Linked DNA regions of Homo sapiens: regions 1, 2, 3 and 5 are each linked to region 4. A link is a loop called in an ENCODE intact Hi-C map of the cell type or tissue named here. Cell type or tissue: PC-3. All regions are shown on one strand. Links, peaks and the distances in the headings refer to the core of each region. The heading gives the core; the rest is flanking DNA. Region 1 has its middle 3.5 kb from the start of LINC00415. Region 2 overlaps ATP8A2 (ATPase phospholipid transporting 8A2). Region 3 overlaps ATP8A2 (ATPase phospholipid transporting 8A2). Region 4 overlaps ATP8A2 (ATPase phospholipid transporting 8A2). Region 5 overlaps SHISA2 (shisa family member 2).

The links. Hi-C counts contacts between places; a loop is a spot of excess contacts. Peaks named below come from ENCODE experiments on the same cell type or tissue, not always from the same donor. Only the 100,000 strongest peaks of a DNase experiment are listed, where the experiment ranks them.
Region 1: it touches region 4 in a loop (10-fold over the local background); 6 of 110 quality-filtered maps call a loop at or near these places.
Region 2: it touches region 4 in a loop (2.6-fold over the local background); 8 of 110 quality-filtered maps call a loop at or near these places.
Region 3: a loop joins it to region 4, with 2.8 times the contacts of the local background. A loop is called at or near these places in 4 of 110 quality-filtered maps.
Region 5: it touches region 4 in a loop (4-fold over the local background); 5 of 110 quality-filtered maps call a loop at or near these places.

The regions. Positions count from the first base shown.
Region 1 is chr13:26,059,861-26,066,243 of GRCh38, reverse strand. No RefSeq gene overlaps it. Among named protein-coding and RNA genes, the nearest start is that of LINC00415, 3.5 kb to the right of the region's middle. In PC-3, for the core only: CTCF peaks have their summits at 3,203 (motif pointing right) and 3,996; DNase peaks (open chromatin) are centred at 3,203 and 4,073; H3K27ac peaks cover 1,341 bases.
Region 2 is chr13:25,961,030-25,967,412 of GRCh38, reverse strand. ATP8A2 (ATPase phospholipid transporting 8A2) reads right to left here. Exons shown (of 37, transcript NM_016529.6): 34 at 5,750-5,838. Among named protein-coding and RNA genes, the nearest start is that of SHISA2, 88 kb to the left of the region's middle. In PC-3, for the core only: no CTCF peak of the experiment used is centred there; DNase peaks (open chromatin) are centred at 1,122 and 3,602; H3K27ac peaks cover 840 bases.
Region 3 is chr13:26,019,777-26,026,159 of GRCh38, reverse strand. It overlaps ATP8A2 (ATPase phospholipid transporting 8A2), which reads right to left. Exons shown (of 37, transcript NM_016529.6): 37 at 309-6,272. The coding sequence ends at 6,175. Among named protein-coding and RNA genes, the nearest start is that of SHISA2, 29 kb to the left of the region's middle. In PC-3, for the core only: no CTCF peak of the experiment used is centred there; DNase peaks (open chromatin) are centred at 3,409 and 4,469; H3K27ac peaks cover 2,921 bases.
Region 4 is chr13:25,898,382-25,904,764 of GRCh38, reverse strand. The region is part of intron 33 of ATP8A2 (ATPase phospholipid transporting 8A2); the gene reads right to left. Among named protein-coding and RNA genes, the nearest start is that of SHISA2, 150 kb to the left of the region's middle. RefSeq lists an enhancer at 1,558-1,677. In PC-3, for the core only: no CTCF peak of the experiment used is centred there; DNase peaks (open chromatin) are centred at 2,624 and 2,944; H3K4me3 peaks cover 475 bases; H3K27ac peaks cover 2,405 bases.
Region 5 is chr13:26,043,480-26,049,862 of GRCh38, reverse strand. It overlaps SHISA2 (shisa family member 2), which reads left to right. Exons shown (of 2, transcript NM_001007538.2): 2 at 2,797-5,266. The coding sequence ends at 3,350. Among named protein-coding and RNA genes, the nearest start is that of SHISA2, 5.3 kb to the left of the region's middle. In PC-3, for the core only: no CTCF peak of the experiment used is centred there; no DNase peak of the experiment used is centred there; H3K4me3 peaks cover 756 bases.

The DNA of each region.
Region 1 (6,383 bases), core at 411-5,410, 160 kb before region 4:
CACCTGTGATTGTTGGAGAAACAAGATGTTTGAGTGGCTCATTTTAATATAAATATTCTATGTTTCTCCCTTTAGTCTTTATTATATCTGAATCAAAGATGATGTATAACATACTTTGTCGTAGAATGATTTGGGAGTTTTTCCTCCTTGTGATTTTTTCTTTTTTGAGACAGAATCTCACATTGTCACAGAGGCTGGAGTGTGGTGGTGCAATCACAGCTCACTGAAGCCTCAACCTCCTAAACTCAAGTGATCCTCCTTCTTCAGCTCCCCTAGTAGCTACGACTACAGGCTCATACCACCACACCTAGCTACATTATTTTTTTTGTAGAGACAGCGGTCTTACTATGTTGCCCAGGCTGGTCTCGAACTCCTGGCTTCAAGCGATCCTCCTGTCTTCGCCTCCCAAAGTGCTAGGATTACAGGCGTGAGCCACCATACCCGGCCTATTAATCTTTTTTATTCTGCCATGTATTATCATTTAAATTTCTATGTATGTTTGTGGACCCAAAAAAGAATATGTATCCTAAAACATGCATTCTTTTACATAAGATTAATGACTTTTGCGCTCACCACAGTCTTGCAATAAGAAGTATGAATTCGGCCGGGCGCGGTAGCTCACGCCTGTAATCCCAGCACTTTGGGAAGCCCAGGCGGGCAGATCAGGAGGTCAGGAGATGGAGACCATCCTGGCTAATACGGTGAAATCCTGTCTCCACTAAAAATACAAAAAATTAGCCGGGCGTGGTGGCGGGTGCTGGTAGTCCCAGCTACTCGGAAGGCTGAGGCAGGAGAATGGCGTGAACTCAGGAGGTGGAGCTTGCAGTGAGCTGAGATCGCGCCACTGCACTACAGCCTGGGTGACAGAGCGAGAGTCCGCCTCAAAAAAAAAAAAAGTATGAATTCATACTTGGACTGATAGAATTCCAATCTCTAAACACTTAAAGGAGGTTTTTCATTCCAGGTTTCATGTAGAATGTTCGCCTATATTTAAAAGTGAACACTGTATTGTCCAGGCGCGGTGGCTCAAGCCTGTAATCACAGCACTTTGGGAGGCCGAGGCAGGTGCATCACCTGAGGTCGGGAGCTCAAGATCAGCCTGGCCAACATGGCGAAATCTCATCTCTGCTAAAAATACAAAAAATTAGCCTGGTATGGTGGTGGGCACCTGTAATTCCAGCTCCTCGGGAGGCTGAGGCAGGACAATGGCTTGAACCTGGGAGGTGGAGGCTGCAGTGAGCTGAGATCACACCAACGCACTCCAGCCTGGGCGACAGGGTGAGACTCTGTCTCAAAATAATAATAATAATAATAATAATAATAATAATAATAATAATGAGAAGAAGAAGAAGTATGAATTCATACTTTGACTGACTGATAGAATTCCAATCTCTAAACACTTACAGGAGGTTTTTCACTCCAAGTTTCATGTTGAATGTTTATCTATATTTAAAAGTGAAAACTGTATTATAATATTAACAACAAATTAAAATGTCACACCATCTTTGTATCAGTGATGTTCTTATAATGATTAGATACACTGGTAACCTATGCAAGTAGATGACCATTGATCTGATGCAAGTTCAGGGGTGACATAAAGCAGGTTTCCAGAGAGGAAGCAAAGGCAGACAGCAGGATTTCAGCTGAACACGAGGCCAAAGCTGAGCTCTGGGTGTCTCTATGACCCCAAATGGTGCTTAGAAGATGAAATGAGCGATGTATGTAGAGAATATTGGGCGCACAGTAGGTCTTTGATAAATGGCAGGTCTTCTTTTTCACTATTTTTCCCTTTGGTCAGAATTAGTTATAACACTGCACTGTATTTTTTTTTTCTTTTTTTGAGATGGAGTCTCGCTCTGTTGCCCAGGCTGGAGTCCAGTGGCACGATCTCCACTCACAGCAACCTCTGCCTCCCAGGTTCAAGTGACTCTCCTGCCTCAGCCTCCCAAGTAGCTAGGATTACAGGCATAAGCCACCATACCCAGCTAATTTTTGTATTTTTAGTAGAGATGGGGTTTCACCATGTTGTCCAGGCTGGCCTCAAACTCCTGAGATCAAGAGCCCACCTCCCAAAGCACTGGGATTACAGGTGTGAGCCCCATGCCTGGCCCTGCATTGTATTTTAACCCTCAGTGAAACTTATCAGCAAAGCTTCTTGAGTCAAAGTATAGATGAGGTTAAGGACAGGGAATATCTATGCAAAAAGGATCCTAGTCCCTGGGAGATTTAAACTTGATGTTGTGTAGAAACCTGTCTCCATGCGTTGTTGCTTCAGTTATCCAAAACCTTCATGTTTCTCACTGTTGAGACAGTCACTACCATGGCATCATGACAATTATTTCACCTCTTTTAAGAGTATGTTGCAAATATTGTTAAACCCAGAAGAGGCCAAAGTATATGGAATCTATAGATAGGATCTGTAGAATTGTTTATGATGATTTTTAAAAACTAAAAAGATAACTGTTAATTTTGGATTTAAACCATGTACTCATTATAGCCCCCTCCAGGTCTAGAATAATTAGAAATCTAAATAGATCATTTGTTTCCACAAATAGGTTCCATCTCAGGAGCAAATAGAAAAATGTGACTACATAGACATATTTCTAGATACATTTCTAAATTTAATATTTGTGTGTCAGATTAGTTTAAATAGCATGGCTGCACATTTTTTTTTAAAAAGTGAATACATTAGTGGCTCATTCTTAATTCACTCATTCAACAAGAAACTGTGTGGTCTGTGGATGATACGAAGATGAACTGAACTCAGTTCTTGTCTTCAAGATGCGTAGATCTCAGAGCTGGTGACTTGGAGAAAAGTTACCTAAAATGTAAAGTAAAATCGCAATAATCAGACCATGGCTCCCTGTGCCTAACCCCACCCCCACCTGCCCCCCAGTGTTCCCCCCACCTCTTTCTTCTCTGCCTGTGTCACCTGGCCATAAAACCTTGGCCTGCATACTCCTGATGTGGGCATCACAGATCGGCATTCCAGGAAAGCACAGGATGTCATTTTCGCTTTGTAGTCATCTTCCTTCTGATCCTGTAAATTGCTTTTTTCTATGGAGGTAGTACATTTTCATGGGTATAACATTCATGCATTTCTTTTGCTGAAATCAATCTAATGCTCCAACGGCTCTATGTTATGTAACTGATTGTAACAATGGGTGTATTCAGTTTAAACCTCTCAAGACCAACTTTTGGCCAGAAGATGGAGTGCAAGAGCCAAAGCCAGGAAATCTTAGGCCCGTTATGGTGTTCATGTATTTTTCTCTGAATGGAAAGACCTAAAATTGTATTCAGTTTAGCACTTAGGCCCAAAGTTCAGCCTCATAATATGTGTGAAGTCAGCCAAGCTGCTAGCAGTGGGCTGCCCAAATAGTATTTCACTAAGCATAGGATTTAGATTTAATAATTTGTTGAAAACAGGGAAAAATCAATGACCAGTGCAAGAGAATGGTTTGGGTTCTGTCATACCAAACAATGTAAAACTAGTAATGATGGTGCTTTTGTCTACAAGTCTATATGACAGATAGCCCCAAATCAGAAGGAGCAGGGTTAATTCAATTTTGCGAGTCACCATGTGGACATAAAATGGATCACCCAGAATCTTAACAATCAGTGGTTCTTTCGTACTATTCTTAATTTTCGCAACTTTTTTCTCTATTTTGAAATTACTTGCATATAAAAAGTAAAAAAAAAAACAAAAAACAGAGTTTCTAATTCATTTTAGTCAATTAGGCATAGCATGATTTTATCACTCAGTAAAAACTAGAGCACTTAAACTGCCCTTAACCTACTTCTTAGTGGTGGGAAAACAATCAGTGTTGAAGTTTGCTGAGATCAATAGCTCATGGCGAAATTAATTAAGGGAGTGTGAAAATTTGATACACATCAATGATCAGAATCCCAACTTTTCTTTATTCTTGGAATCTTGGAATCTCCAGTGAGTTGGAGACAAAGCAACAATGTCAGAATATTTCCGTAGGGAGGTAGTGTTTTCTTACCATGACACACAAACAGGCGGAGACGATCTGCTCTTGGATTTCTCTAGTCATCTTTTAGAAAGACTTCTGGCTTAGTGAGCTTGCTCCCTACTCATGACTCAGACACCACAATGCTAGCTCACACTAGAGTTCAACAACTGGAGGACTGTGCTTCCTGTAATTGGAAGGCTAAATGTATTCCAACACTTGGATTGTAAAGTAAACCAAGCTCCAATCTTCAGTTTCGCTTCTAAGACTACCAAACAGGACCCACCGTAATGAATAAAACAGCAGTGAGTGCTGTGCCGTGGGACTGGTTACCCATTTTTTATTACTTGGAGTTGGCTTAATCTTTCTCTTCCTATCAAATGACATATGGAGTATATTTTCTCAAAAATTAGGCTGAGTTTGGCAGTCTGGTATAGATTTTGGAGATTTATGAATGAGTTCAAAAGGAAGTGGTTTGCTTTTTGGTTTGGGGCGTTTTGTTTCTTTGTTTATTTGTGTTTTGTTGTTTTTGACATTTCTTAGCACCTATTACCCATTCTCTACCATGGGATAGTGAATATTCAAGTGCATCTGAAATAGTACAACAGACGTTGGAAGTTCAATATCAAGAGCAGAGTTTGCCTCTCCTGTGGTTTCAGCACTCAGTATCGTGACCACTGCTTTCAATCCAGTTGGCGAGATTTCTCCAAGTGGGGAGAGATACGGATTTTACTGCACTCCATAAATATGACCATTTATAGGCCCCAACATATTTATGTTCCCATTCATTCAGTGCTCACTTAAACTGTCCAATTTGCTTGACCTGGTCTATAAATGTAAATTGCCTACATCTGAAACTGACTCCTGCTTTCCAGAGTGCAGAAGTCGGAACTGTGTTACTCCCACAGATCACTGGGTCTCCAGGCAGCAGCCCTGCGGCAAGTCACTCTTCACTCTCCCTTTCTTCACACTCTCAAAAGCACTAAAAATGCTTATTGTTCCAAAGCATTAATTGAAATACTATTGGAATCAGTTACCAGATACATTTAATAGCAGTAACAATTTTGTCTTGTTTAAAAATCTTTTTAGGCTGGATGTGGTGGCTTAACGCCTGTAATCCCAGCACTTTGGGAGGCGGAGGCAAGTGGATCACCTGAGGTCAGGAGCTTGAGACTAACCTGGCCAACACGGTGAAACCCCGTCTCTACTAAAAATACAAAAATTAGCCAGGTGTGGTGGCACATGCCTGTAATCCCAGCTACTCAGAGGGCTGAGGCAGAATTGCTTGAATCTGGGAGGCAGAGGTTGCAGTGAGCCGAGACCTCACCACTGCACTCCAGCCTGGGTGACAGAGCCAGACCCTGTCTCAAATCATCATCATCATCATCATCATCTTTTTATTGGTTTGAGGAAGTCAGGAAGCTTGACCCATGTCAAAAGAAGAAATATCAACCATGTTTGCTGTTTTCTTTATGACAAGCCTAAAAATGTTTCACTGTATAGTAAGGTAGAAAGAAATCCTAGTAAGAAGTCTCCAGGATTTTAACCAGTGCTGGCCCTCTCCACTGGCATAGTAATATCCTAAGTCTCCCCCTCTCCTTCTAAAGCTAAAGGTGATTTCACGAGTCTTTAAGAAACAGAGGGTTTGGGAGATCTCCTGACCTCTCGAGTCATCTGCATGACTGCTTCTGCATCTATGCTGGTTGGAGAGTGTTCTTTAAATATCACTTTTCTGTAATTCAACTCCGCTTCCTCTCGTCTGTCTTCTCTGTACCCAGGGCCCTCCTAAAATATTCCTTCAAGTTGTTGAAGATAGTTCTGGAGCAACTTCCCCCTTTACTTTCTTTGTGCATAATAATAATCATCTTAAACTTTTCTATACTTTCTGCTTTGCATTTTTCTAATATTTTCTTCTGGGCCTCATGTCTCCAAAATAAATTGTTCCACTTCCAGGAATAAAGTAACTAAAAATATGTACACCTAATAAAACCAAACCGCTGTGCACCAAAAAGGAAATTAGTAATAGAAATTAAGAATGCCAGTGCTTTGTGGATTTTTTTCTGATAAGACATTGCATCTTATTTGTGTAACATTAGAAAACAGTTCATTGAAAACAAAAACTGGAAAAGGCTTTGTGTTAAAATACTTGGATAACATTGTGCATAGGCTGGAAATTTCTTTTTAGGAAATTTTAGAAAAGCAGATGAAGCGAAACCTTTTTTTTTTTTTTTTTTTACCTTACTTAATAATGTATTTATTAGACGAGACACTATAATGATGTCAAAAAATTTAGCACAATGCCTGGTACATACCAGATGCTCAATAAATAGTGGCTATTAGCTGATTGAACTTCACCTGTTCAAGTACATTTTCTAATGTAAAAACATTAAAAAACAAACAAACAAAAAAACC
Region 2 (6,383 bases), core at 911-5,910, 63 kb before region 4:
GAGCCATCTCCCGACACTCCGAGTTAATCTATAATGGAGTATTAGCACTGAGACACTGTATATGCCCCTGTCATCCTTTCCCCCAAAGTAAACAAGGGAAAGCCACACAGGCTTTAACACATAATACCTTACTTAATTCCATCAAACAGTGTCCTGAGACTCAGGATTGATAAAATACTGCAGTTCAAAGCAGAGCCTGTGGAATTTTAATTTAAACAAGAAATGAGCAAATATCTAACAGTTTGCTGGAAAGGAGAGTCAAAAACGATGTTAAAATGTACCCCGTTCATTATTATGTAACATGTGGGGCCCCAAAAGTGGTCTTTTATCTCCTGGGCTTCTGGGGTTAGACTGACAACAAAGCCACCGAGTGCCTGCCCCGCCTGCCCTGAGCCATGGGCTTGCATGGGTCCTAGAACAGCCTGGCTACTCCTGAAGGATGAGCAGCATCGCTGGTTCTTCCAGGATCCCTCTCTCCACCATCACCCTCCCTCTCTCTCCCTATCCCCTTTCCCCTGCACAGGGGTAGAACAGACCCCATTGTTATTTCCCAGGCTGGGAGGAAAGGGGGTTCCTAAGTGGGAGGCTGGAATAGGAAGGTTGGCCACTGGGAACCTACAGCTTAGGTCAGAATCCAACCCACTGTGGAAGCTGCTGGTTTTTACTCAATCACAACATGGCCTCAGAGGGCAATGGTCTGAGCATGTCAGTGCTCCCAGGCATTGTGCGTGCTCTCAGGGGATGAAACTGCGCCCATATTCAAGAGTTACTCAGCAATTTGATACTATTTCCACTAGTTTAGCCCCTGTGAGCTAGCCTGGGAACTTTGTTGCTATTGGAAAACACTGAATTGCAATGCTGGGGATGATTCAACTTCTCTTTCTGCATGCATTTAACAGCACCTGAGTAAAGGGAGGCTGGCAATTTAAAACCCTGTTCCCAAGCACCTTTATCTAATAACGCCTGAATTAGAAAAACTGATTCTAAAATCTCCCCTGTCTAAAGGCTACATGTGAGTGGTCTAAAATTAATATTTATAGGTTATAAAGTCAGTTGTTAAGCATTAGCCACTGGCATGTCACTTAGGTCTTACCAGGAGCTGGCGTTTGGCGTGTTCTGAGTCATAGCTTTGACAGAGTAAGTCCCTTATCTGTAAATGGCTTATTGCCCAGTGGTCCAGGGCTTGCTTCATCTAACCCCACATCGAGAGGCTGGATGACCACAGAAGGGACAGAGTTGGGGTGCTGGCTACTGACTCAAGAGTGTGAAAGTTGTCTGTGGGTCTTCAGATATACCTAAGGGTGTCTCCAGGTTCTCAGAGACTTTTAAAAGAAATAGACTGTTTAAGGATCTTGAACTTTCCATCCTTTTTTTTTTTTTTTTCTGAAACTCTTTCCCTGGACTCTTCTTTTGTATGCAAGAACAGCAAGTCAAAAGGAAACATATAATTCTAAACCTGGATGGAAGTGTAAATGTAACGTGCTGCAAAAGAAATTAGTTTAGTTAGAAAGTTAAAAGAAATCAAGGCCCATTTGTGTATAGAAATTGCTCATTACCTCTTCTTTCCATTTAACTGCCTATCTGGGATTATAATAAGGAAATGAAGTCATTCTGGAATCGGGGACTGTATTGTTGATGTACAGTAAAATACAGGAGATACAGCTAGATAAAAGCAAATGGGTTCCTCTGTGTTCAGTGGCCTTGAGCTTGTATTATTTTTATAAAGCAATACTAACAAATTTCACCTAGATGAAAGTGGGTATGTGGCAGCTTACCTAAGCATGCTGTCATCAGTAAACATTTTGGATGAATATAAGCGCAGGGATATTAAAATAGTTCTGGGCAATTTAAACTTCATGCATCTAACAAAATTACTCATTAGCCAGGTATCACATATAATCAATCAATTATTTTAATAAAAGGTAGCTTAGTTTTGTCCCATATGAAAATTTTGGTTAGCAGGATAATAGCGTAGGCATTTTATGGCGTGCCAAATCTGACTTAAGATAGTCTAATAATGGATCTTCATCCAGAAAGCTGACAGACTTCATGGAAAAAGTGATTGAATTACCTCATTCTGGTTCTCTTTTCTTACTCTTAACAGCTCAGGTCCTGAAATGGAAGCGAGAAACTGGGCAAAGAAATGGGGAAAATGTAGAAAGATGGAGCAACTCACTTTCTTCAGTGCTCACAGAAATATACTTGAAAAGGCAGGCCTGCCTTAATCTGGAATTTAAAAGCCTTTTTTTCTTTGAGATGGAGTCTCACTCTGTCGCCCAGGCTGGAGTGCAATTGGTGCGATCTCGGCTCACTGCAACCTCTGCCTCCTGGGTTCAAGCCATTCTCCCACCTCAGCCTCCTGAGTAGCTGGGATTACAGGCACTCGCCATCATGCCCAACTAATTTTTGTATTTTTGTAGAGACAGGGTTTCACCATGTTGGCCGGGCTGATCTTGAACTCCTGACCCCAGATGATCCGCCCACCTCGGCCTCCCAAAGTGCTGGGATTACAGGTGTGAGCCACTGTGCCTGGTCTAAAAGCCCTTTCAAAAGAGAGTGATAACCACCAAAGTTCAGAACAAAATAAAACATCCTTAAGATGGGCCCAAGGCAAGATGAGAGGCCCGCAGCACCCCTGTGGAAGCTCTCTCGGCATCACCACATGCTGCCATCACAGGGTAGGGTCTTCAGCTGCCCCTGTGCCCACTCTCAAATACACACCCTTTCTGGGAACCCCAAGGTGCATCACAGATATCGTGCCTCAGTAGATACTTGACAACTCAAATCCAAGGATGGGTGGTTCGGGACAAGCAGGATTAATATTTTTGTTCAGTGCATGGGAAGAAGAAGCCAACAGCGTTTTCTAAAGCTGCAGTTCAGAAAGAGAAATCTCAGTGAAGCACTGTAGCTTCTCAGAGGTAACTGATTCACAATAGGCATTCTCTTTTTGTGAGAAGCCTCCGAATTTACTTGCCTCAAAAACAAATACTTCGGGTTTGGAGCATAATATGAGACATAATATGGGCCTCACGATCAAAGGGAAAATGCACCAATAAACTGAAAAATGTCTTGTTTTTGAGGAGAGGGGTGAGGGTAGTTTAGATATTAAATAGATATTACAAATTGAGCATATATGTGCTTCGGACAAATATTCCAGCTCACAGCCAATATATGCTATTTTCCCTGCTCCCCTAAATAAAACAAGACAAAAATCCATTTTAGAAAGCACCTCTGGAATTCAGCAGGGGCCTTTCTGGCTCAGCCCAGAGCTGAGATGCTGTTGGCTCCCCGGAAAAGCTGAGTTCTGGGCCCGTGGTGCCAGGTGCTGGGTGGCCGAGTGCTCCTGCTGCAGAGTGACGACCCTTAGCCTTCCTTGCTTGCCCTGCGGGCACCTCCACTGCAGAGCCCGGGTTTATGCTCTGACCCAGTTGGCAAGCTCCTTGGAAAGGAAGTGACTTTTACTCTTTCCATGTGGTGAAGCTGGGAGTAGTGTCATTTGATTTATCCTTGTTAAAATGTAAATGGTGCTAATTTTATAGTGCCAGGGGAAACCAAAAACAAGTCCTGTTTGAGGGAATAGATAATTTGCTTTGTGATGACAGGGAATGATTACTCAGAACGCACTGGAAAAGAGCCAGAAAATGGACAAAGAAGCACAGACACTTTGTAATCTATAAACATTCTCTTTCAGATGGAAGAGACTATTGCTAAAGTCTTCTGCAAATATACAGTCTCAATAGAATTGTTTTAATGACACTAATTTGAGATAGCTGAATTAAAATAAACTAATTTATAATCATGTTACTAGTTTTCAATCACTATAAATAGAAAAGGCCAGCTGATGTGGCCTATTTATCTAAAACTGACTTATCTTTGCAAAACAAAGATTTTGAACAAATTCAGCAAGGGACTAGATTGTGTCACAATTGGGCCTATTGGCTGAAAGAGCAAATAACAGAACTAATATTTTCTTTCTTTTCTTTTTCTTTTTCTTTTCTTTTCTTTTTTTTTTTTTTTTTGAGACGGAGTCTCGCTCTGTCGCCCAGGCTGGAGTGCAGTGGCACGATCTCAGCTCACTGCAACCTCTGCCTCCCAGGTTCAAGCGATTCTCCTGCCTCAGCCTCCCAAGTAGCTGGGACTACAGGTGCCCGCCACCACGCCCAGCTAATTTTTGTATTTATAGTAGAGACGGAGTTTCTCAATGTTGGCCAGGATGGTCTTGACTGCTTGACCTTGTGATCCACCCACCTCGGCCTCCCAAAGTGTTGAGATTACAGGCGTGAGCCACTGCGCCTGGCCAAAACTACTATGTTCTTATGGTACATCTATTAGATTAAGAAAATATTTTTTTCTGGCTGTAATCTTTTCATTTCTGAGGATTCTGATTCTGTTATTTGCAGAATATGGTTTTACCAAATAAAATGGAAGTAATGGTAAATCAAAGAATTTAAGAAATGAGAATTATTTAATTTTTTAACAGTTAAAAAACTTAGTGAACAGGAAAAAAAAAGAAAATCCATGTTATAATATTCTTTCCCCCTCTATCTAGATTTGCATGAGGTATCATCGGTTGTCAAGATAATGCCAAAATGAGGACTTTTTCAAAAGACTTCCATAACTGTCAGGCAAGAAAAATTCTGAGTGTGGGAGGAACGGAGGGCTAAAAATGAAATCTGATGTCTTTCCCTGGAAGGTTTGGATTAAAGTCTCACTTCTCTATCTCAGAGCCCCAAAATAATTGTGTTTTGCCCAAAGTAAAGCCGAGCTCGGAGTCTCAATTTTCAGAGAAGTTGGCACCTATTTGTAGGAGAAATTGGGTCGACCCAAAACAAAAATCAGTCCTATTTTACTTGGAGCAGCCCTCCTTTTGCTCATGGATAAAATTAAAATTTACATGACCTTGGAACTTAGTCGCTTCTTTTATATTGTAACAAGGTATCTTGAAAACAATATATGTTAAAACATAAAAGCAAAATTTAATATGAATGATTTCCTATTTAACCTACATGATAATGCCATCTTCATGACTGGTTTTCTCACAGACCTGTGAACTAATCCTCTAGAAGAATTTTACTGAAAGTATTCCTACTATGAGTTGTTTGGAAAAATGAAGAGTACTTCATTCTTGTAATTTTAAATGACTTACCTATACATAGCTTCCCTCTAAGCATGGGAAGTGAAGCCAGGCCATATCCGTGACCACTTAGCACTGAGTTTATGATATAAAGAGAGATGAGTTTTGAGTTATACTTTCTCAATTTGATGGAATGGGTGTGTACTCAGAAACTCTGCCTTTATATAAGGCAACATTCCTATTGATCTTCATAGTTTCTCTCAGGGCTCCTTTGTGTCTGTATTTTTTCTTTTCTTTTTGTTTCTTTTTATTTAAAGACAGGGTCTTGCTCTGTTGGCCCAGGCTGGAGTATAGTGGCACGACCATAGCTCACTACAGCCTCAAACACCTGGGCTCGAGTGATCTTCCCACCTTGGCCTCCTAAGTAGCTGAGACTAGAGCTATGCGCTGCCATGCCCAGCTGATTTTTCTATTGTTATGGTTGTCTATATTTTCATATCAAGATGAAGCACAAGTTAAACTAAAAAAATTTTTTTTTCATTTCTGGCAGGTGGCAGGAGACCCATTTCTTCCGAATTCCTGTCATTCTCATACCCTGTAGCAGGACTCATGAGAAAGACAATTCCAGGGACAGATGAGCCAGACTTAGGGTCCCCGCTTCACTGTTAAACTTACGCTCTCCATGCCACATCTTCAATCAAACAGGCAGTAGGAACCAGAAATAATCCCAACCAGAAGTGTGCGGAGCTCAGGACCATAGTTGCCTGCAAGAAATAGAAGTGACACTTGCTTGAATACTTTCTCTTTCAAAAACAGAGCAACATAATGTAATCAAGGATAATATTTCACAACACAAAAACAACAGACCGCACTAAATGCAATGAGAGGTAACCCATGCACTGGCAGGACCATCAGGGGGACGGATGGGGCTTGCTCCTCTCTGCAGCCTTCTCTCTTCTTACTTTCATTCTTCTAGTTTGACGTGTGCCCTTGCCTCTCTTTTATAAAGTGCTTCAAGCCCCTTCCGAACAGGATGTTGTCTTAAATCCTTCCTAAAGAGAGCTGTTGGAGTCACCAACACTGCTTCACTGAGGAGTAAACGTTGCCTCACTAGGCTCCTCCATTCACTCATCATCAGCTCCTTTTCTCTCAATGCCCGTTCATTCATGGAGCCAGGACCCATGTCATCGCTACTTGGTACAAGGCATGGTGGTTCTCCCCACCCAGGAAAGGAAGATGAATAGGTTATAGTCCTTGCCTTCAGGAGATTAAATACTCTCTGGTGCAATCTACATTACACAGTGGAATA
Region 3 (6,383 bases), core at 593-5,592, 120 kb before region 4:
AGGAAGGAGGTCTTGTAAGCACCATTCTTTCCTTTGAGTGACTGAATCCAAACTCTGTGTGGCCCCCTGGACTCTCTTCTAGAAAATGGGGCCTTGCCTCAGAGCAAGGAACATGTGTTCATCTGGAACTCAGACTCTCCTGCGCTCCTGCCAGTGAACACTGTTGCCTGGGCCTCGGCTCTCCAGGCAGTGTATGTGTCCTTGAGCCTGCACATGCTGACAAACCCCTGTGTTACAGGCCGCAGTCCCTGTGGCAGTAAATGCTGATTAGTGGAAAAGAAAATTCCAAAATAAAACAGTCCAATCACTTACTTTAACAAAAGATTTATTTGAAACAGGTTTGCGCAGACATACACCAGTCAACAGGATTGATCAAAGCCACAAATCACTAAATTCTCCCAAAACTTCTAAAAATACAAGTAGATGCCCTCCGTTTGTATTCACTCCAGGAGGGAACCCAGTGCACTGTAATGTGCTGCTGTAATTTAACAACCAGAGGACATTAATAGGACGTGAAAACGGTAACACTTCTAGAGGGAGGCAACAAAAAACCCCACACACCATAGAAGCACCCCCCACGCTGCTGGGAGCCAATTAAACGTGCCCCCACAGCCCTGCTTCCCTCTGCATCACCAGATTAAAACCTCCCCATCACAAACAATATTTAAGCAATCCAGGCACAGATGTGACAGCAGACAGGAGAGCACGTGGCTTTGCTCGCATGAGAAAGACGCCACAAAGATGATGCATTTGAACGACAATTCAGTGACCGGCAGCCCCATCCTGCAGCTGGCCCTGCTGCAGCTGCCTGCGTGGCCCTTGAGAGGGAGGCTCAGAGGGAAGCGGCATTGCACAGGCCTGAACTTGGCCATCTCGGGCAACGGGGGAGAGTGGGGCGGGAGGGGAGAGTAGGAGTTTCAGTACTGACATTGATTTTATCCATGAAAACCCAAAAGTCTTTACTGTGCAGGGAAGGAGAGAAATTCCATGACAGGGCTGGTTTCCTTTTTTTCTTTTCTTCCTTTTTTTTTTTTTTTTTTTTTGTTGTTGTTGGTGTTTATTGATTCACCTATAAACCACATATCAGGCTATCTCTTAAGAATACAACAGACTCCAATCCCATTGGAAGTGAGTTCGCAGCCTGCTCTCTGGGCTCTCTCCCTCTTTCCGGCCTTTTCTCTTTCACACGGAAGAGCTTACCTATAAAAGGCTCTTGATAAGCTCTCTTGACCCCCAAGTTTCCTGGGCAGGGTTATTTGGATAGTGCTATTACTCCAACTTTCTTCTTCCTCTTTCTGTCATAAATCAAAGCCACCTGACACTTTGCGCCCGACTTTTAAAACAAACAGGTCTCCTTTCTTTCTTCAGCCAGGTCACAAGAACTGCCTATGGGCTAATCTTGAGAGCATGTTTTTCTTGGTCTGAGGCCTGGGAGAAAGAGCAGAGTGGATATCTCAAAGGCAACTAGAGCCCGAGATTGTCACTTGAAAATGCGCCAGCCTGGGTGTAAAAAGAATCCCTCTTTTGTCTCTCCTCAGTTGGGAGAGCCGAGGTGTTCCTCAGAGGTTAACACTGGATTATACACGGGGTGCGGCGCGGGGGAGCTCGCCCTTCTTTTCTGCTCCCATTTGTTTGTGGCTTCTGCCCATTCAGATTTATGCTGGCTCAATGCCCTTTTCTCCTCACTCAGGGTTACATCCCAGATTCACAAATCACTCATAGCCAACAAATTAAGAGAGCTTTAAACAGAACATTAGTTACAGACTGGGCATTAAATGAAGATCAGGTAAGGTGAAGGGGAATGTACTGATGGACAACTTGGGATGCTGAGAAAAAAAAATAAATGAAGGGTACAACACATCGAGCGTGCTGGTCTGTTAACACCTTTCAAGAATGCCTAATGATGTCATTATGGGGGTCTTGGGCCCTCACCTCCGAAACCCCTCAAAAACCCTTCTAATAGTCCTTCTTGGCCTTCAGGATGGAAAAATGGCTAGAATGAGGTTAAATCTCCCCGAAGGCTATACTGAGACAGTTAACTGCCTTGAGCCAATGAAGAACCAAAACCAAACCCAACTGATATAGATTTTCTTTTTTTGAAGGGAGGGGGTTTTAACTGTTCCCATTGTGATTATATATGCCCGTATAAACATTTACATGAAGAAAACATTTCTTGAGTGTAACAGGGGATGCCATGTTTTGACTCGACCTGATAAACTCATTTCTTTGCCAAGTTATTATTTCAGGCTCTGCTTAGCCACCATTTCCCTGTTCACATTTTTTTATGGATCCCAGGAGATGAAGACTACATTTCAAATGCTGATGTTAAATCACTCCTTGAATTACTTTGAGACGATGACCCTGGGCAGTAACTCAAACCCTGGCTGAAAAGTGTGCAGTCCTTTCACACGTTCAAAACTAAAGACCACCTTATCCTATAGCAGTGTTTTGCAAACATTCAATTCAGCTATGGTCTAAGACATAAATCCCTTGGAACAGAGGTACCTGATAAAAATGCTTTATGGTTCCAAATGACAAGATTAAAGGTCATTATTATAACAAATGGAAATTACAGACTATAACTTTCTTTTTAAAAAATTCAACCTTAAATCCTGTAATATTTACATACATATGCATTATAAGACATTAGTTACCTAGGCTCTTTCCACCCCCCCGCATTTTTCACTGCTTCTTGACAAGTTATTACTGATTTTCACAGCCAGCTCCCTATAGTGAGACGAACCTGAAGCCTTGTCAAGGGAAAGAAAATGTCAACAGAATTCTCAGCTGAGCTCTCCCAAAGCCCAGGTTCACTTCTCAGGATATTCCTCTACAAGTGTTAAAAGAAACAGCACTCCTCGCCCCAAAGCACGTTTTGTATGGTGTGCCGAACCAAAAGAGTTACCATGTTTTTGTTTTCATGTGTGCATGTGTGTGTTGGGAGATGGGTGAACATAACCCTGGTCAAGAAGCCTGGAATATTCTGCACTGAGGCAGGACAGACACATCAGCTCCACTCCTAAATTATGACCGAGCCCGTTCTGATCAGCACAGAGTATTCATCCAGACTACTCTGCTCTCCTGATACGTGTTTTCCACAGCTACCCTTGCTGGCACGTGTCAGTGTGCAGTGGAAACCCAGAACTAAGCCCACAGTACAACTGGTCTCTTCCTTTTGCAGGGTCATCCAGGAGAAGAGAGACTCAACACAGGACTGGGCTGTCTGTACACAGCAGTAGACCAAGGGTTGGCCTGAGTGGATTCTGCCAGTTTAGCTCAATCCAGAGTCAGGCCCTGGAGCGCTAACCGAGCGTGACCTGCCAGCCCGTGAGTCAGTGAGTGTCTGGCGGAGTGACAAGCCCCATGTGGCATTTTTGCTGAGCTGACAGCCAGCGTATGCAACCTAGTCCAGTCCACCCTGCCCCAGGGGAGGGGTTGTGTGTGACACTCTGACCTCAATTTAAAGATAGGACAAATGACACAGCCCCTGAGTTGGCCCTGGCTAAATATTATACATCACACGTAGTGACAGCTGCTCCTCCTAGAAACCAATTTACAGCCAATTTAGTCATTTGGCTGTAAGAATGCTCAACCACATGAGAGGATAGAAAGGCATCTCTTCTAATGTTTTCTTCTGTGTGCGTCTGTCATCACTGCAAATATTGTTTAGTCTACTTCTCAAGAGAATAGGAAAATACACCTGTATCCTTAAATCCCAGAAAATATGAACTCTAATGTAAGAAACAAAAACCCCAAACAAACACAAACACACACTTAAATACATAATTCTGATTTGGAAGGCTTCAAGTTCAAGACAGAGCTAACTGTTTGACAAAGAATTCAATTTCTAATCCACTCTTTCCAAATAGGCTTAGTTCCCAAATGAGACAAAATATGAATAGTTAAGATGCCTAATGCACATTCAATTCCAGTTTTCGTTTCTCCTCTGTATCTTGGCCATCACCTTTCTGGGTGTGCAAAGAAACCATACACCTTGGTTTGTCGTGTTAGTCATAGGCACATTTTGTGTTAGAGTTCCTGCATGACAGTCCTTCCGTCTTGCTGGGTACTCTGATATTTAAAAATGTTCTATGCACCTTGGGGAGAAAGAAATGGCCCTTTTTGGAGCCTCACCTGTGAATTGCATTGTTCTGCTGCCCCTCAGGCCCTCTCTGCATCCTGGTCACCTCATAAGTGAGGATGAGTTTTCTTAGTCAATGCAGATCATATTTTAAATCATTTCCATGCCCAGTAGGTTGTAGATTTCTGACAAAAAAGGGTTAGGAAGCAAAGTGCACTAAAGTGTTATTTCCTAATTTAGCACAATCATTCCTACAGGGTTGACTCATCCTCCGACTCTAGAGCTAAGAGTGACAGGTGTGCTCCTTCGCTGCACAGTCATGTGATAAATTCATTCATTTCCCCACAGTGAAAATCCAAAACATGCTCTCCACTCCCATTTTTCACCAGTAACAGTTGCCCACAAGTATTTAGGCCATCCAAAAATCTGGTTTGGCAACCAGAGCAGAGAACAGGGCTCCAGGCAGGTTGTTTAGTAAGGGCTCCAGGTGCTCACATTCATGCCTGAAGACATCTAGGTTCTGTTGAGATTTAAGTGTGGGACTCTGCAGTTGGGAAAGTCAGTGATTCCGCTCTTCACTTCCTTGTCTTAGATAATTCAGGATATGCCGTATTCTGATAGGTACCTGTGTCTAACACTGATGGGATACAGAAAGGAAACCATGTCAGTATATTTTTTAAAAAGGTGTTTCCCTGAAATGTTTGGAATTCTTTTCAATTAGAACTGTGTGTGAAGGTCTTGTTTAAGCTCTCATACACACTGGGCTGATCATGACAATTGTCTGGGTCTCAAGGCCTATTTCAGAGTTTCTACTGCAAAGATCTGGTGGCGATTCCTCTGTGTCCTCCTCTCAGTGTCTCCGTGTCCTTCCTTCTCCTTCTGAGGACTTCTGTGGTCGTCTTGTTCTCCCCACTCAATGTCCTATACTCTTGCATCTGGGTTTACTCATCCTCTGACTCTAGAGCTAAGAGCGACAGGTGTGTTCCTTCGCTGTGCAGGCATGTTATAAATTCATTCATTTCCCAACAGTGAAAGTCCAAAATGTGCTCTGAAACAAACGTGGGTTCTAATGTAAGTGGATGCCAAAGGCCCAGCAGTCTGGATGTTGGGAAGGGAGTATTCAGAGCCTGACCACGGCTGGGAGTCCTGAAGGGGTTCTACCACCACTCTGACCTGTGGGGTGGCCCCATGTCAGACAGAGGCAGAGAGACGTTTAGAATATATGCAGAAAGGCTATGTTTCTTTTCTTTCTTTACAGAACGAGAAGGGCGGTGGAAGAAGGAATTTTTCGCATCTGTATCTGAGTCTGCAGTGGAACAAGGAAAGGCGCGGGTTTGGGTTGGCTGCCCATCGGCCGCCATGCACTGAGTGGTGTGGCCAGCCATGCAGCAGGTGTGGGGGTGAGGGGCGCCTGGACACGGCGGCAGGACTGGGCCGAGTGCACCTGGAGAGGGTGCGGAAGACTCTTCCAGGGCATCAGTTGGTTTGCCCTGCTGGAAATGTGGCTAAGAGGTTCAAATAAATGTTCTCAGGTTGACCACCCCGATAGAGAATTTTGTGATTTCACTGCAATCAAGAAGTTTATGCCAATTTTACACACAAAACAGGAATCAAAGCAGGAGAGCAACCTGCCTACAGTGAAGTCTGCATGTGGCCCGTTGGACTTAACCTCTGAGTTAACTCAACAGGAAGCAAGTGTGCCCTGCTCCAATTACACAGGATGGGCCTCTCACGCAACATAAAACTCCTTTCCCTTTCTCCCAGGACAACTAGTACTGATGTTTAAATATTGGTGAAACATAATGTTTTTAATTTCACACCTCACAGAGCACAGTTGAATGCTTCATAACGACATAAACAAAAGTTAGGCTAAGCACTGCAGACGAGTTGGGAGGGCAAAGATAGCTTCCCCTGTGGTCTGCACTCCAGGTTTGCGAGGGAATATGTAACTAACAAACTGCTTGGCTAAGGCCACAGAAATGTGTTTCCTGGTGTTTTGGCTGCTGACGCCAGTCTTCTCTGACAAAGATGTGTTAACACTGGGTGCAACAAACTGAATCTCTTTCCTAAGATCAGTCAGGAAAATTCATGTCTTATTTCTTCCTGGATTTCTTTTTGGTGGTGTCATAAGCACGGATGACTTCTTCCTGACTAACAGCTCCGTGTTCTTCTTGAGAAAAAGCATACCCATCTGAAAGTGAAGCACACAGGAGAAACTGGTTAACAGGAGAATTGGGGGAGCACACTAGGTTTAAAATAAGCTGCTTTTTTTTGGCAGCGTGCGGGTGAGTGCGACATCTGG
Region 4 (6,383 bases), core at 890-5,889:
GTGTAGGATATGGATATGACACACAATGTGTTATATAAGCAACCATTAATTACCGGGGGGAGATGTGAGGAAAAAGAGAGAGCATTAGGGAAAACTATAACACTGACATTTGAATCCAAACTTTATCCTTGAGCAACTCACCCATCAGAGAATGGAAAGAAAGTATTTTCAGCAGAGCAACAGCACAGGCAAAGGCAAGGGAGGGCACGAGGCAGCAACACACCCAAGGGAAGACAACAGCGCTTCCGGCAGGCAGGAAGAGGCGCATGGTGAGGGGCAGGACACGAGGCCAAAAGGCCCCTGGGGCAACGGGTGCGGGTTTGTGACTGTCACTTTGAGTCTGGGCATGATTCTATGAGGAAACGGAGAATGTCGAAGGGCATGAAGGTGGGATGATGTCCACGGTTTAGGAAATCTGTCTGGCAGCAATGGCGCTCAGCCTGAGCTGGGCAGTGGATTACCGGGGAACCTTGAAAAAGTATCATCTCTTGGATCAGACTCCCCAAGGTTTCTGATTTGACAGGTCCAAGGTATAGGTTGAGCATCACGAATCCAAAAATGTGAAATCTGAAATGCTTCAAAACCCAGAACTTTTTGAGTGTGCTATGACGCTCAGAGGAAACGCTTGCTAGAGCACTTTGGATCTCAGGTTTTCAGACCAGGGATGATCAACTGGTAAGTCCAATGCAAATATTCAAAAATCTGAAAAAATCAAAATCCGAAACACCAGTGATTCCAAGTATTGTGGATAAGGGATCCTCAATCTGCAGAGTTTGTACAACAGTTTTTTTTTAAATGCTCCCCAGAAGATTCACATTCATTTACTTAAAAACTACTTATTTACTTCCTGTTAGAAGCTGAGAAATCAACTGCAGAACAGACAAAAACTGCAGCCTCATAGAGCTTATACATTGTGTGAATGTGTGTGGGAAAACAAGCCAAAGAAATAAGTAAATCCCACAGTGTGTCCAGAGGTGAAAAGTGACTTGGAAACAGGGTAAGGTGTCGATGTCGGTCCACTGAGGAGGGCAGTGCTGAGGATCTGAGTGACCCCTCGAGAGGGCTGAGGGCAAAGGGAACAGCAAGTTCAGAACCTAAAGACAAAATCTACCCAGGGACGTTGAATAACGAGACCACCGTGGCAGAGAGCAATGAGCAAGGACAGCAGTGGCAGGGATAATCAACAGTGGTCTGGATCATTGCAAGGACTTAGACTTACTCTCTTAATGAGGCCAGAAGCCACGGCAAGTTTCTGAACAGAGGAATGAATGACATGAGTGATTCAGGTTCTGAAAGGATCATTCCAATGAAGAACAGACTTAGAGGGGACAGGATGGAGGATGGGAGACCAGGTGGGGTTAGTGGGAAGTGACATGTGAGATTGAGGTGAAGGGAAAGAAGAGAGCCATGGCAGTCAGACCTAGCAGGGTCTGTGGTGGAGGGGCAGCAGGAAGGAAAGGAAAGATTCAAATGCAACGGCAGGGTTAAAGCAGCCATATCTGGGGGCTGTTTGCGTATGGAGACTGTGGGAGAGAGAAAAGTCAAGAATAAGTCTCTGCGTTCCTAGTATGAGTAACCTGAAACCAAGACAGGAGCTATGGCAGGAGACCGGAATTTTTTTTGTTTTGTTTCGTTTTGTTTTGTTTTTGAGACGGAGTTTCGTTCTTCTTGCCCAGGCTAGAGTGCAACGGCATGGTCTTGGCTCACTGCAACCTCCGCCTCCCAGGTTCAAGTGATTCGAGACAGGAGTTTTTATCTACTTTGTGCCCCAACCCCTGCCATGTGCATTTACGTGTGTGTGTGTGTGTGTGTGTGTGTGTGTGTGCATGCTGAGGATGTATAAAGTCAGTTAATAGTTTGACAGTTGATTTTCAGGGACCGAAAGACCACAGACATTTAGGAGGAAATGTCGTACTGAAAACTGGAAATTCACTCAACCAGCGTGGGCCTGTGGTTCAGGAAGAGGTCTGGGCTGAACACATAGAATTGGGGTCACTATAAGACGGGTTGAAAGCACAGGAACGTGCAGAGGAGAATGAAGACCTGAGTCTTGGGAGATGAACAGTCAAGGGCAAATGTAGGAAGAGGAGCTGTTTTGCAGCATGGTGCAAAATGCCTGCACATGCACACACACGTGCATACACACACGCAGAATGGACAGTCTTGGGGAATTCTTTTTTGTTTTTTTTTTTTTAAATTGATGTTGTTGCTATAATGTGAACAGAAATTTCACATGAATAGATATAACTGTTTCAAACACTTATGGCCCAAAGTGTAAATATCAGATACATAATATTTATACTCTATTCTTTGCCCACCAGATATGGGGTTTCCTATGGATAGAAGCTAGATGTCCTAGTTCAAAAACACCCGTCATTTGGACAAATAACCCAATCTGCTTATATAGAAAAATGTCCAGTGTTTCCCAAGGCTTTGGGAAGGGGTTAAGAAGATATAATTGAAGCTTCACTGTAAGAGTTAAAAAACACACACAGATAGATTATAAGCATATCACTCCGAAGTAGACAATGTCTTCTGACCGGAATTGCATTTGCTTTTTGAAATGCAGAGGTGATGGCGGGGGAATGGTTTCCTGTAGATCTGTTGAGCAATCTTCCATTCCTTTCCTGCTCAGTGAACTTTTTCATTGTCCTTTTTAAACCCCATACCCCTATTCCACTAGATTGCCAAAAAATTTTTTTGTTATCCTTTTCTATAACTATGAGGCTACTTAATGGATCCCGAATATAGCTTAATATAACTAGATTATTGTGTATTATCTTTACTTAAGCATTTTCAGATTTGGTAGGTCAGCTAATATTGATACGCTGTACATATGATATTCGTACTTGAGTCATCTTTATACGCATGTTTAAAAGGGGATGTCCCCTTGGGCATGCAGTGAGGATCTGTTGTCAGAATGAGTAATGATCATTCACAAATAATCACCACATCCTGTTTAGAGATAGTTTCCCAGCCAACAGGCTAGAACAAGCCTACACGGCTTTACTAGCTTAGCAAATACGATCTAGAGTGAACTCTAATCTAACTTTGAAACCTCAGCCATTCATAGTAGTTTCTTTGTTATCAGCGCCAATTTTAAGCATGTCTCAGAAACTGGCCTTTGAAACTACTCTGTTCCTGCTTCTAAGATTTGTGTATAAAAATAATGGAAAAACAAATAGATAATTAAAATTTTTATTTTGCCCTTGCTGGTTGATTTGATTTCTTCTTAAAAATCACAATTTAAATTATGTATATATAATATATAATATATGAATTCATATAAAATTTAATTCCTAGACATGGGTGCACAAAACTTCCCAATTCTAAGTAACATGTGGTTTTTTTTTTTTCTTTCACATAAACATAAATTCTACTGGAGCTCCTAAATTATTTAGGAAAAGTTCTCCAATCCCATAACACTCCCAAGGCCCTTTCGGTTCAGTCCATTTTCCTTTTTTCGCCTCTTCAAACCACCTTTCTGCTTCCCTTATTCTCAATTCCACTTAAAAACCCTTGACCCAGCACTATTCATCGGCCCCTTCCAGTACAATGCAGTTTGCCTGTAGAAGCTTCCAGAACATTTCCTCTCCAATGTCCCGCATTTTAGGCCTCCCTTAGCCCTCATGGGCTTAGCCAGTTGCTTGGCCTCCTCCACCTGTCTCCCTTCAGCTCCCTGCTCCTCCTTCCTTGCTAGAGCAATGCAGTCATCCCCCAGCCCACCTTTCAGCACTAATTACACCGCCCATTGGCTTCTGAGATGAGGCAGCCTTAGACAACGCATGGGCTTTTCTTCCATCTTGATCCAAACTCCATGAAGATGCTCAGGGGTGTTCCTGCTGCTTCCATGTGTCACCTGCATTCGCAGTGGACGTGGCTAGAATGGAGGTGTGGTTTCTCCACAAGCCCCTCTTCTCCCGTGTTTTCCATCTTAGTCAACAGCGCTAATACCTTCCCACCCCTTTGCTTAGGTAAAACTCTAGCAGGTGCCTTGGACACTTCTCTCTCCCAGGTCTTTGAGAAATAAAAATAAAATCTTAAGCCCCCAAGCAACTGAACAGACCCCCTCTTGGCCAAGGAGACCTTGGAGAAACCTTAAAAACGGAGTTTTTGACCACATCAGACATAAGGTTGAACACGCCTCAGTGTGCCCCTTCCTTATTAACCTTTAGCCAAAACTCTTTCTAAGGAGTAAGCAGAAATCAGCTCTGGAAAATGAGAAATGGACAACTCATTCCTTTATCACCTTAGCCAATCATCTGAAACTGCGACCAGATGCCCCTCCCTCTTCACTTCTTCCACGTGACAGCCCACCTGTCTCACAACACATCCCTTCGTAAACACTGACGACCACCTTGGGACACGTTTTGGCTGACTCTCAGAGGATGCAGTGAGGTTCTGGTGTCCTCCACTGCACCTTTTCATGTCAGAGGGCTGAAAACTCCACCTCAGATCATGCTAACACTGCCATTTTTTGAACATGTAATCCATGAAGAGGCATGGAACTCAATTGTGCCTGTACATGTTTCTCCTCTCATAAATATTCATGACTCCTCCTATAGCTCATTAAATATGTATTTCCAGCCACCCAGAAATTTCAGCATAAATTCCTGTCTTATCCTCCCTCCCTCTCAGCTCTGCCTCCCAGCAGGAGGAATGGCCAGCCTGCAGGCTATAACCCTTTATGAGAAATAAAGCTCTTCCAAATGTATGATCCTGGTTATTCTTCAGTTGACAGCTTCTACTCCAGTCCCTGGGCAGGTCCCAGCATCCTCGAACACAGCTGTGTGCCTCATGTCCACCTGACTCCCAACTCCAAGTCCCCATCACCCAGCTGGACTCCCTGCCTCCACTCTTTCCCCTGTACCACCTATTTTTTCCCCATAGAGAGGCAGGGTGAGCTTTGGAAATAGACATCAGAGCATGTCATTTTCCTATTAAAGCTCTCCAAAGACTCTCCATCCCATCTGCAGGAAAATCAAGTTTCTTGCTCTGTCCTTTACAAAGACCTCCGTGGTCTGGCTACCGTGCACCCCTCTGCTCTTCTTCCTGCACCCTCCCCTGCACCAACCCCTTCCTTCCTGCCTGTCTGACTGTGGCCCTGTCCTCAGAACACACCATGCTCTGTGTCCTCCGCTCAGCTTTGCCTCCCCTGGTGCGGACACCACCGGCTCTGCTCCTCACTCAGATCTCAATCTCAGTCGAGATAGTGGCCCTCCTGGGAGGCCTCTATTATCCCTGCCATCTGCAGGAAGTACCCAGTCACTTGCTATTGTAATTCTCTGTATAACCATAGTATATTTTCAGGAGAGTATACCAGACACCCGTATGCATTATCTGGCAAAACTCTAGATAAATCAGGTTCTATATTCTCAATTTGTCAGACATACCCAGGCAGGGGGTTAAATGAGTTGTGGCATGTCACACCACAAGGAGCAGAAAGGACAGCACCTGTAACACAGAATTGCCAGGGCATACTGGCAGGCCATCCCAAGCTGCCCTTGCTCTACAGAGCTCCAGCACTCAGACAGAAACCCATGCATGCATGTTTCCACGCTCGCCAGCAATAAGCTTCTCTGGACTTGGGGTGGAGCCAACATGGCCGAATAGGAACAGCTCCAGTCTACAGTTCCCAGAGTGAGCGACACAGAAGACGGGTGATTTCTGCATTTCCAACTGAGGTACTGGGTTCATCTCACAGGGGAGTGCCGGACAGTGGGTGCAAGACAGTGGGTGCAGGGCACCATGCGTGAGCTGAAGCAGGGCAAGGCATAACCTCACCCGGGAAGCGCAAGGGGTCAAGGAATTCCCTTTCCTAGTCAAAGAAAGGGGTGACAAACAGCACCTGGAAAATCGGGTCACTCCCACCCTAATACTGCGCTTTTCCAACGGGCTTCACAAATGGCACACCAGGAGATTATATCCGGCACCTAGCTCGGAGGGTTCTATGCCCACGGAGCCTCGTTCATTGCTAGTACAGTAGTCTGAGATCAAACTGCAAGGCGGCAGCGAGGCTGGTGGAGGGGCGCCCACCATTGCTCAGGCTTGAGTAGGTAAACAAGGTGGCCAGCTGGGAAGCTGGAACTGGGTGGAGCCCACCACAGCTCAAGGAGGCCTGCCTGCCTCTGTAGGCTCCACCTCTGGGGGCAGGGCACAGACAAACAAAAGACAGCAATAACCTCTGCAGACTTAAATGTCCCTGTCTGACAGCTTTGAAGAGAGGAGTGGTTCTCCGAGCACGCAGCTTGAGATCTGAGAACAGGCAGACCGCCTCCTCAAGTGGGTCCCTGACCCCCGAGTAGCCTAACTTGGAGGCACCCCCCAGTAGGGGCGGACTGACACCTCACACGGCTGGGTACTCCTCTGAGACAAAACTTCCA
Region 5 (6,383 bases), core at 437-5,436, 150 kb before region 4:
ATTTATTTCGGGGGAGGGGAGGTGTAGAGGTAAAATGGCAAACGTGTCCCCGAGGGGGCGGCTCCTCCTCTTTGTGGGCCCGTTGTGTTTACCTGGGAGGCTTTTCGCTAGCATCCTGAGCCTGGGTTCGGGCTGCTTGAGCTTTGGCACAGCGTAGTTTGTGTTTATAGAGCTGCCTCCCAGGACCTCGTGAGAGACAGCTCTTTTCAGTGCCGTTCCCTTTCGCAGTCAAGCATTTTATTAGCATGCTACTCCTATTGTTCTGCTGTCTTGAATCTGAAGAGAGCGTAATTCCAGAACCAGCGCAGTCTTAAAACGCAAGCTCAGTCTCGCAGACTGTGTGGCCATGGAAGAAAGCCCAGAGAAGGGAGCCAGACCCCGAACTGCTACAGTGAGATGTCTGCTAGATTGGGCTCATTAATGGTCTCCAAAAAGTTGGGATGGCTTTGGATTAGTCGGGACTTCTCAGGACGAGACTTCTCATGACGCCCTGTGTTGTGCATGGATGCCTTCTTCATGCTACTTTTAAACGTTTTTTTCCTAAAAATTGTATTTCTTTCACTTTTCTTCTGCAGTGAAGGGCAACATGCCTAATTAAGCCTGCCGGGGGGCTTATAGTAGCGTTACATTCCTTATCCCTGTGTAGTTATTTACATTTCCAATTAAAAATCCTGGAAAGAGAACACTTATTTCTCCCCAAAACTCATTATGTGGACTGAGGCTGGTTTCAGCTAGTTTCTGCTATGATTGGGGTACATTTTTTTTCCTGCTTTACTACTATTAATTTATTTTTTGATAACATATTTAGGGCTGGTGTCTTAATTTAGAGAATGAAATATTTATAACACGCCAAGGAAAAAGCCTGCATCCACTTCTCCAGTGATCCGTAGTTAGCCTGAAGTGATAGTGTAATTAGGACAGTTCTACTGCTGGGCGCCAGCTGTGCTGCAGACACTGTAGCAAATGTTTCTACCTGCTAAAGGGGCGCTATATATAGAAATTGCTCTGTTCAGCATTGAAACTCCAGGAAATATTCCACAGTCAGCCTTTGGTTAAATACCTATAAAGTATTGTTTTACTTACAGGGCATTATTTCTCCATAATTCCACCTGGTATTATACTTTAAAAACACTGACTCCAGCAATACCAGAACAGTGAAAAGGAGCATAATTAGAAAGCCCGGCTGCTCTAATGGATGATGAAAGGGTATTCATAGAGCTGACCTCAAAGGCGTGGTCTCCTTCCTAAAATGCTGCCCCATCCGACTCTGGGCTGGCATTATGCTTTGCCAAGACCAGTAAGACCCAATCCACCCCTGTGCTTATGTATTTCCCAAAAATATAGCCAGGAGGTTGGGGCAAGAACACATCAGAAAATGCAGGCTCTTGGTAACATAGGGTAGAATTCCACAAAAGTGGCTCAGAGGCATTCTGCAGGCACCTCCCATCTGATTCTGTCCCTGTCAACCTGCGTCTATTTTCTAAAGCCTTGTAGTGCCCTCTCTATGGCTCCTAAAAGATTTTTTTAAGAAACTAATTTTATGTATTTATTTATTTATTTGAGATGGAATCTCAATCTGTTGCCCAGGCTGGAGTACAGTGGCACAATCTCGGCTTACTGCAACTTCTGCCTCCTGGGTTCAAGCGATTCTCCTGCCTCAGCCTCCAGAGTAGCTGGGATTATAGGTGCGCGTCACCACACTCAGCTAAATTTTGTGGTTTTAGTAGAGACAGGGTCTCACCATGTTGGCCAGGCTGGTCTTGAAGTCCTGAGCTCAGGTGATCCACCCACCTTGGCCTCCCAAAGTGCTTGGATTACAGGCGTGAGCCACCGTGCCCCGCCAGAAACTAATTTTAAAATGGAGTTTGCTAGTGGTTTTATCAAAAGGTTTTTATTTTTACTTTTTATGGTTTTCTATTTTAAAATCAGCTTCCCGGGTGAAGTGTGATGGCCGTTGCTTTATGCTCTGAGGGCTTTCCCTGTGTACTCTTGCCTTCTTGGCTTGCTGTGGGTGACTCTTCTTTCTGGAACACGTCTTGTTGCTCCTGATGTTTGCTCTTGGACATTGTTTCAGGATGGCCCAATGCCTGGAATAACTTCCCTCCACCTCCACACAGACCCCATCACCTGGACCCAATGCCACCCAAGGACCCTGGCTTTTGCTAAGGAAGAGTGAAGAGGGTCTTTTTTAAACCCCTCCTTGACCCTTCTGTGCCTTACCTCTTGTACATCTGCCTTTTGGAAATGGTAGTGACTTAGAGTCTGGCCTAAATTTTTGACTTAACTGCTTATGAAAAAAGAACTTGCTAAAAAATGGTAAAAAGAAATTTGCAAGGAACTTAAATAACTTTCTGGGGGAAAAAAGACTTTTAAATAAGTTGAAGTCATTATTACTATGAAGATCCTACAACAATATGGTCGGGCAGACTTAAGTTTGGACAGTTTGATTATGGTAGGAAGTTTAGAACCATAACTGTCTTAACCTGTTAAACCCATACTTTTGCTAAATCGGATATCTGGCTCAGTCAGTCTTGCAGTTGACAAGTTGAACTAAATATTAACAGTTTGCTTCTAGGGGCTGACCTGCCATGCCTGTAGGGTCTTAGGACCTTTCTAAGCACTTGATAAAGAATGGTGCATCTTATGGACTCCTAATATGTGAACAAATTAGCCCAGTGTAGGTCCTTCAGCTGTGGGTATCAGTGTTGCTCATTCATTCATTGCCATTGCCAGTTGGCGATTGGTACTGTGTTCCTAGAGTAGATCATAATGTTGTGTTTCTGTCCTTTGCTTCAGTGCCCATCTACGTGCCGTTCCTCATTGTTGGCTCCGTGTTTGTCGCCTTTATCATCTTGGGGTCCCTGGTGGCAGCCTGTTGCTGCAGATGTCTCCGGCCTAAGCAGGATCCCCAGCAGAGCCGAGCCCCAGGGGGTAACCGCTTGATGGAGACCATCCCCATGATCCCCAGTGCCAGCACCTCCCGGGGGTCGTCCTCACGCCAGTCCAGCACAGCTGCCAGTTCCAGCTCCAGCGCCAACTCAGGGGCCCGGGCGCCCCCAACAAGGTCACAGACCAACTGTTGCTTGCCGGAAGGGACCATGAACAACGTGTATGTCAACATGCCCACGAATTTCTCTGTGCTGAACTGTCAGCAGGCCACCCAGATTGTGCCACATCAAGGGCAGTATCTGCATCCCCCATACGTGGGGTACACGGTGCAGCACGACTCTGTGCCCATGACAGCTGTGCCACCTTTCATGGACGGCCTGCAGCCTGGCTACAGGCAGATTCAGTCCCCCTTCCCTCACACCAACAGTGAACAGAAGATGTACCCAGCGGTGACTGTATAACCGAGAGTCACTGGTGGGTTCCTTTACTGAAGGGAGACGAAGGCAGGGGTGGATTCTCGAGGTGGAAGTCCGCACATGTCGGTGGTATTTATGGCACGATTCCTTTGGATGGCTTCATTTGCCCCCAGACTGTATGAAAACATCTCCGAATTAGCATTTCTGGATATGTTTCATCCAGGGTATCATTGATTTATGATGGAAAACCGGCCTCAGCTGGAGATGACTGTGATGTTGCTGATGGGTGTATAACAAATGCTTGAGTCCGAAGTGCCCTTGAGATATGGTTGACGAAAGAATTTTATAAACTGATAAATTAAGGATTTTTATTATGTTGTTATTATTATTTCTTTTTTGTTGTTGACTGCACAGGATCAAAATGCCTGTTATCTCCCTTTTACCTGGGACTTTTTTTTTTTTTTTTTTTTTTTTTAATCAGACAGGGTCTTGCTCTGTTGCCCAGGCTGGAGTGCAGTGGTGCGATCTCGGCTCACTGCAACTTCAGCCTCCTGGATTCAGGCAACACTCCTGCCTCAGCCTCCCACGTGGCTGGGATTACAGGTGCCTGCCCCCATGGCTAATTTTTTGTATTTTTTGTAGAGATGGGGTTTCACCATGTTGGCTGGGCTGGTCTCACTCTCCTGACCTCAAGCAATCTGCCTGTCTCAGCCTCCCAAAGTGCTGGGATTACAGGCGTGAGCCACCGCCCCCAGCCTGAGCCTTTTTTTTTTTCTAATGCATCCAAGGTTAAGGGGAAGACGCAAATAACAGGACTATTCTAAAAGGAAACCTGTTTGAACTCTGTGAGATCAGTCATCAGTCTCAGTATTCCACAGGCACACCTTAATTTCATTGTAAAAAGATATATATATTTTGTCTATTTTTGTGCTTTTGGGGGCCTATTTTGTGCTTTTTTACCTTATGTAGAGATCTTATTACAAAGTGATTTTCTACATTAAAAAGAGACTGAAATAAATTGTATAGTTACTTAACTAATGAAGACATTTCAGAACTCTGGGATGATTTTAATCTTGAAGTAGTAGGTGGTATAGTCATAAAACCATTCATCCCCTTCTTGATTGTATCTTAATTTTCTGGCTTTAAGGTGACATCTGAGAGGTAATGCATTCTTTTTTATATTGAAATCATAAACTATCACCCGCTGCTTCTCTGAGTTACTTTTAATTTTGCCTTGTGGTTATGGTTTGGCGTTTCCTTCTGTTTGGTTTTCAGAGCCCCATGTCTATATAGTCCTGAGTGCAAGTAATTACTATACTTGTAAATGAAGATCAGTATTTCTGCCTAGATCTGATAAAAAAATTTTCTTGTCTTAGTTATAAAAATTCAAAGAAATGTGTTACAAAGATACTTAGTATAGCTCCTCAGCCATAACCTGAGACTTGGGATGAAATTTAAACCAGATACGATTTACTTTGCAGATCATAAGGCTTTTTATACTCTTGTTATCAAAATGGCTTATTTTTCAGGCACTAAGGATTGTTAAGAGAAAAGCTTTTCAACGAAGGATTGCCTTTCTTCTCCCACACTGTTCTTGATTTCCTCTCTCTTTCAGGCCTCAACAGGCACTGTATTCATTGCCAATGTTCCAAATTATCAAATTCAAGTGAATTTATTTGTGTGTTCTTTACTTATATAAAAAAAGATAACTTTAAGGATGTGCAAGTACATTTCCAACTGCTAGCACAACCAGTATTTTGTAATTAAACAAATCGCTGTATGGTATGGTCTTCTACACATTTATGTCTATAGATATCTATCGATCATCTTTCTATTCTGTTTCATGACTGAATAATGTAAAACCAGTGTTGGCAATTGGTATCATCAATGATACTCATTTTTTAATAACCAAAGGCAGGGGAAAATCATTTTACTTATTAATAAATATTTTATGATGTGAATTCCTAGCGGAGTTGGGTTTCTTTTTTCATTTTCATTGTACTTGGTAATTTTTCAGATGGTCTAGTCAACCCTGTTAATAGAATAAAATTTCTAAAAATTATGAATGTTGCTTTCTAGAACCAAGAGCCTATTTTTCAAAGTAATATCTGGGAAACTTACGTGAATGTTCTGAGTCAGTGAGTATTATTTTACAGGTTGACATGTTGACAACACAAAAGAAACAGTTCTTTTGGAATCATTATATTATGAGGCTAATGGGTGTTCCCTGTATTGTCTTTGATGGTGGATTCCTGCTTACCTCTGGAAGTGGAATTCCTAGAACTTTGGAATTTAAAGGGATCTCAGATGTCACCCAGCCTAAAGATTGGCAAGCTTTTTTTTTCAGTAAAAATCCAGAGTCTGGCTGGGCTCAGTGGCTCACCCCTGTGATGGCAGCAATTTGGGAGGCCAAGGCGGGAAGATCGCTGGAGACCAGGAGTTCCAGTCAAGCCTGGGCAACATAGCGAGACCCCATCTCTACAAAAAAAGAAAAAATAAATAAAAATTAGCTGGGCGTGGTGGCGTACTTGGTAGTATCAGTGATTTGGGAGGTTGAGGCATGAGGTTCACTTGCAAGCTCAGGAGTTGGAGGCAGCAGTGAGCTATGATTTCACTACTACATTCCAGCCTGGGTGACAGAGTGAAAACCTGTCTCCAAAAAAATAAGAAAAAAAGATCCTGAGAGTAAATATTTTAGGTTTTGCCAGCCATATGGTATCTAGCAGCCATTCACCTCTGCAGTAGCAGCACAAAAGCAGCCATACATAGATACACATAAACAAATGAGCAAGTCTGTATGCTCATAAGACCTTTTTTTTTTTTTTTTTTTTTTTTTTGAGATGGAGTCTCACTCTGTCGTCCAGGCTGGAGTGCAGTGGTGCGATCTCGGCTCACTGCAAGCTCCGCCTCCCGGGTTCACGCCATTCTCCTCATTCTCCTGCCTCACTCAGCCTCCTGAGTAGCTGGGACCACAGGCACCCGCCACCACGCCCGGCTAATTTTTTGTATTTTTAGTAGAGACGGGGTTTCACCGCGTTAGCTAGGATGGTCTCCATCTCCTGACCTCGTGAATCGCCC